Linked DNA regions of Homo sapiens: region 1 is linked to region 2. A link is an interaction called in ENCODE POLR2A ChIA-PET data of the cell type or tissue named here. Cell type or tissue: B cell. All regions are shown on one strand. Each heading gives the region's core, and the rest is flanking DNA. Links, peaks and the distances in the headings are about the cores only. Region 1 has its middle 9.1 kb from the start of IFNGR2. Region 2 overlaps SYNJ1 (synaptojanin 1).

Region 1 (2,915 bases), core at 98-2,597, 680 kb after region 2:
TGTCCACAACCTAACCCCCAACATTTGCGAATATGTTACCTTCCATGATAAAGGGGAGTTGGCAGATGTGACTAAGCGAAGGGTCTCGAGACGGAAAGATGATCCTAGATTATTGGGTGAGCCCAATGTCATCACAACAGTCCTTGCATGGGGAAGAGGCAGGCAGGAGGGTCCGTGGAGGAGGGGTGGGGATGGAAGCAGAGATTAGGGTGGTTTGAAGATGGCTTGAAGATGGAAGCAGGGAGCATGAGTTAAGGAATGCAGCCGGGCGCAGTGGCGCACGCCTGTAATCCCAGCACTTTGGGGGGCCAAGGCGGGCGTATCACCTGAGGTCAGGAGTTCAAGACCAGCCTGGCCAAAATGGCAAAACCCCATCTCTACTAAAAATACAAAAAAAAAAAAAAAAAAAATAGCCAGGCCTGGTGGCATGTGCCTCTAATCCCAGCTACTCAGGGGGCTGAGGCACGAGAATCGCTTGAACCCAGGAGGCGGAGTTTGCAGTGACCCCAGATCACACCATTGCACTGCAGCCAGGAGAACAGAGTGAGACTCCGTCTCAAAAAAAGAAAAAAGGAATGTGGCAGCCTTACTAGAAGCTGCAAAGGGCAAGGAACTGATTCTCCCCAGAGCCTCTGGAAGGACCACAGCCTTGCCAATCCATTTTGGGTTTCTCTCTTTCTTCCTTCCTTTTTTTTTTTTTTTTTTGAAACAAAGTCTCACTCTGTTGCCCAGGCTGCAGTGCAGTGGCACCATCTCGGCTCACTGCAATCTCTGCCTCCTGGATTCAAGAGATCCTCCTATCTCAGGCTCCCTAGTAGCTGGGACTACAGGCATGCACCACCACCCTCCCTTTCTTTTCCTATTCTTTTTTATAGATAGGGTCTCATTCTGTTACCCAGGCTTTGGGTTATATGGAACTGATGTCCCTTCCTTTTTTATAGACAGGGTCTCACTCTGTCACCCAGGCTGGAATGCAGTGGTGCAATCATAGCTCACTGCAGCCTCAAACTCCTGGGCTCAAGTGATCCTCCCAACTCAGCCTCTTGAGTAGTCCTCTACAGGTGCCCACCACCACGCCTGGCTAATGTTTTATTTTTTGTAGAGACAGAGTCTTGCTGTGTTGCCCAGGCTGTTCTCAACTCCTAGACTCAAGTGATCCTCTCATCGCAGCCTCCCAAAGTGCTGGGATTACAGGCATGAGCACCCAGCCCCATTTGGGATTTCTGACCTCTAAAACTATAAGAGAATGAATTTTTGTTTTAAGCCACTAAGTTTGGGGGGATGCATTACCGCAGCCATAGGAAACGAATCCAGCTTCCAAGAACTGGGGGCCCGGCCAGACCTCCATGGGGTGCACTGGCAAAAGAGACTGGCCCACCCATCTCTGAGCTGGGCATCCTCAGCCTGGTTCCCTGCATCTTGAGAGTCCTACATGGAAGGGTGAAGTCCCTTAGTGTGGCCCCAGCATTTCAAAACCCCTTGGAAGCCACCCATGTGCTCCCAGGCAGGCTTCCTAAGAAAGTGAAAACATCGAGTTTCTTCATTTGTGGCTAGTATTGCACCCCTTCAGTGTGGCAATGTGGTTCTGTCACCAGAAACGCTGACTGGCAACTTCTGTATGGTTGCAAAACCGGGACTGGATTCACTGAGACTGATTCCTACGGTGTGGTTCTGCTGTGGCAAGGCAAGCACAGGTGTTTTTTTTTTTTTTTTGAAACGGAGTCTTGCTTTGTCGCCCAGGCTGGACTGCAGTGGCGCTATCTCGGCTCACTGCAACCTCCGCCTCCCGGGTTCACGCCATTCTCCTGCCTCAGCCTCCTGAGTAGCTGGGACTACAGGCGCCCGCCACCGCGCCCGGCTAATTTTTTGTATATTTAGTACAGACGGGTTTCACCGTGATAGCCAAGATGGTCTCGATCTCCTGACCTCGTGATCAGCCCGCCTGGGCCTCCCAAAGTGCTGGGATTACAGGCGTGAGCCACCTTGCCCGGCCCAGCACAGGTGTTTTTGAGATAGTGACTGTTGCTATTTCCTTAACAATCTACATAAAATGAGCACCCATCAGGCAGAAGCCGGTGACATCTTCACTTCTGTTTCTCACATCTCTGTTTTATGGGCTCTTTTAAAAAAATTATGTATTTATTTATTTAATTTATGTATTTTGAGACAGAGTCTCGCTCTGTTGCTCAGGCTGGAGTGCAGTGGCATGATTCTGCAACCTCTGCCTCACGGCTTCAAGCAATCCTCCCACAGCCTCCCGAGTAGCTAGGATTACAGGCATGGACCACCACACCCGACTAATTTTTGTACTTTTAATAGAGACAGAGTTTCACCGTGTTAGCCAGCTGGTCTCAAACTCGTGAGATCCACTGCCTCGGCCCTCCAAAGTGCTGGGATTACAGGTGTGAGCCACTGCGCTCGGCCTATGGGCTCTTTTTTTACATATTGGCATAGCCAAAGACCAAGCCCTTCCCAAGACACGTATACACATGCATACACACACACACACACGAGGAAGTCATGCTCTTGAAGGTGAACAAACTCAGAGAATACAAGATTTACAAGAGGTTCAAGTACACACTTTCCAAACCCGAAAAGTAACAGTAATCAAATCAAAATACATGTTTGGAAAAAAGATTCAAATGTATTTTTTGAAAGCAAAGAGAGTCACAATAAACAAGGTAAAGAGTATCTGAAAGGGTATTCATATGTATGTTTGCAAAGAAAGAGAGTAAGAATAACAACTGTTTTTCACTTTCAGAATATGTGACATTAGATTCTTTGGGTTATATGGAACTGATGTCCCTCATGAAAAATTGTCAAGGAGTTGGGGGTGTGTAGGGAGCTCCAGGTGATTCTTTCAGGTGAAATCGTGCATGATTCTGGGTCCAGTGAAGGTGTATAGCGGAAGGAGG
Region 2 (2,915 bases), core at 141-2,640:
AAAATTTTAATAAGTACATTTAACATATAGAAATATTTAATGTTTTGAGACAATAAAGTTTTTTTTTAATTTTTTTCTTTTCACTGACTCAGTTGGCCCAGAATTATCCAGGAATTTCAAGGGTCTAAAATTTTTTCATTCTGAACTGAGGAAGTAATGAGTATCCAACCAAGAAGAATTTATATATCTCTCCAAATGCCAAATTTATTTTCTCCAAGTGCCAAATCATTCATCATTTGGTTCAGTAGCTATGAAATGCAACCCAATGTGAATGCATGTGCTCACATACGTAACACTACTGATCAGCAATGGCTTATATTTATAAACTCTATTTAAGCTGGAAAAAGATAAAATACAAATTCTTATTAACAACCATTAAAACACTCAAAGCAAATTTTAATTGTCACCAGTAAAAATCATGCACAATTTTTAAAACTATACTTCCTTTTGATACTCTAACAAGGCTAAACAATTGCACTAGCCCATTCCACTCTTTATTGCTTCTTTCACTTTGTATGCTTCTTTCAAAATTTCACTGATTCAGACTTTATAATCTCAAAAGTTTTGAAAATGTTGGTATTGGATACTAAGAAAGGTAATACTACAATATTAAACTGCTAGTCATTATAATTAGCTCATATTTTTTCAACCTTCGAATGTCTGAAAAGTCTTTACATCTTCATTTGTGGTTGGGTACAAAACTCTAGGTGAATGGTTTGGTTTGGTTTCTTCCTTCCAGTACTTTAAAGATGTTCCCAATGTCCTCTGGCTTGGATTGCTTGCAAAGAAAAGTCTACTATCATTCTTATCTTCACTCTTCTGTAAATGTGTGTCTTTTCTTCCTTGGGCTACTTTTAAGATCTTCTCTGTATCACTGGTAAACAGTAACTTGATCATGTATTTGGGTATAGTGTTCTGCTTTATGTTCATTTAGCTTCTTGGATATGTGGATTCATAGCTTTCATGAAATTTGCAAAAGTGCCAGCTATTATTTCTTCAAGTGTTTTTCTTCCCTACCAACTTCTTTCTGGGATCCACATATTCATGTATATTGGGTCACCGGAAGTCGTCCTGCAGTTCACTGATGCTCTGTGTATTTATTTATTTTAGCCTTTTTTCTCTCTGTATTTTATTTTGGACAGTTTCTATTACTATGTCTTCAAGTTTGCCAATCATTTCTTCTACAATGTCTAATATAGTAATCCCTACCACATCTAGAAGTCTAATTTGGGTCTTTCACTTTTTTTTTTTTTAGAGACGGAGTCTTGCTCTGTTGCCCAGACTGGAATGCAATGGCATGCTCTTGGCTCACTGCAACCTCCAACTCCTGGGTTCAAGTAATTCTCCTGCCTCAGCCTCTCGAGTAGCTGGGATTACAGGTGCCTGCCACCACGCCCGGCTAATTTTGTATTTTTAGTAGAGATGGGATTTCACCATGTTGGCCAGGCTGGTCTTGAACACCTGACCTCAGGTGATCCGCCCACCTCGGCCTCCCAAAGTGCTGGGATTAACAGTGTAAGCCACCGTGCCTGGCCTCTTTCACATTTTTCATATCTCGTCTTAACAGGTTCATTTTTTCCTCTACTTGTTGAACATATGGAGTATATTTACAATAGCTGTTTTAATGTCCTTGTCTATTACAGCATCTGTTTCTACATTTGACTTTGCTCCTTATGAGGTATATTTTCCTATATTCCTATAAATATTCTTAAACTTCGTTCTGGGATACAGTTATTTGGAAGTTCGGTTACTTGGAAACAGTGGCATCCCTTTGGGTCTTGCTTTTAAGCTTTGTTAGGGAGGGCTGGAGTGGAATTTAGTCTAGGACTACTTTGCCCCTTTACTGAAGCAGTATACCCTTTGCAGTACTCAACCTAATTCTCCATGCAGGACTTCTCCACTCTAGTTGTTAAACATGAACTATTCCCAGCCCTGTGTGAGCTCCAGAAATTTTTCTGCCTACTCCTTTTTGGTGATTCTTTCCCTGCCTCAAATGGTTTCCTTACACACTGGCACCGATCAACACTGAGCTGAAGTCTCAAACGGAGTCCTCTACAGATCTCTGGAGCTCTTTGTGCAACTGTCTCATCTCTAGTACACAGCCCTGAGATTCTGGCTGCCTTGGCCTCCCCATATTCCCTACTCAGGAATCCTGTCAAGCTTTGCTTGAGTGACTCTTCTGCTGCTGTGGCCTGGAAGCTCTCCAGGCAGTAAGCTGGAGCATTCATAAAACCCACCTCATTTGTTTCCCTTCTCTCAGGGGTCAGCATCTTGTGCTGCCTTTTGTTCAAGGTCTGCAAATCATTCCATGTATTTTGTTCATTTTGTTGTTGTTACTTAAGGTAGGAGGGTAAATCTAGTTCCTGTTACTCCACTATGGTCAGAAGCTCCCGTTATAGTCCTGAGTTACGTATATTTTATAGGACAAGTTAGAACATCTGATAGACCTGAGATGATGTAATAAAAAGCCACAGAGTTTTTACTATTCAGTGAGAGTGGAAGTTCTGCCTTTCCTTTTTATTTCCTCATAGCAAAGTTAAGTGGTGAAGAAATGAAAGCACTTAAGAACTAACTACTGGTTTGACCCTAGGTCAATCCTACTACCAACCCAGAATAAAAAAGTTTGGTTGATTTTCTTTTTAAAGAGTTGACATTTAAGTTACTTTCTATTAAATACGTACATTCCTCAGACTACAGGGGCACATAAAAAAAGAAAGAAAATAAATATGCACCTTCCAAAGGTATTTATAAAAAGAAAATGAATTTTTGCAACCCTAACATAAAGTGATATATAACAAGTCTAAATTTCATGATTTCTCTGCTGAAAAAGTCAACTATAAAAAGTCACTTCTTCCCTCAACTTGCAAATTTTTCTTTAAAAGAGACAGGACACTGCAACTTATCTAAAGGGCAAT

The links. Peaks named below come from ENCODE experiments on the same cell type or tissue, not always from the same donor. Only the 100,000 strongest peaks of a DNase experiment are listed, where the experiment ranks them.
Region 1: POLR2A ChIA-PET joins it to region 2 with 6 read pairs; 3 of 35 experiments call an interaction of 5 or more read pairs at or near these places.

The regions. Positions count from the first base shown.
Region 1 is chr21:33,392,883-33,395,797 of GRCh38, forward strand. No RefSeq gene overlaps it. Among named protein-coding and RNA genes, the nearest start is that of IFNGR2, 9.1 kb to the right of the region's middle. In B cell, for the core only: no CTCF peak of the experiment used is centred there; DNase peaks (open chromatin) are centred at 1,615 and 2,073; H3K27ac peaks cover 408 bases.
Region 2 is chr21:32,715,724-32,718,638 of GRCh38, forward strand. All of the region lies in intron 2 of SYNJ1 (synaptojanin 1), which reads right to left. Among named protein-coding and RNA genes, the nearest start is that of SYNJ1, 11 kb to the right of the region's middle. In B cell, for the core only: no CTCF peak of the experiment used is centred there; no DNase peak of the experiment used is centred there; H3K27me3 peaks cover 1,889 bases.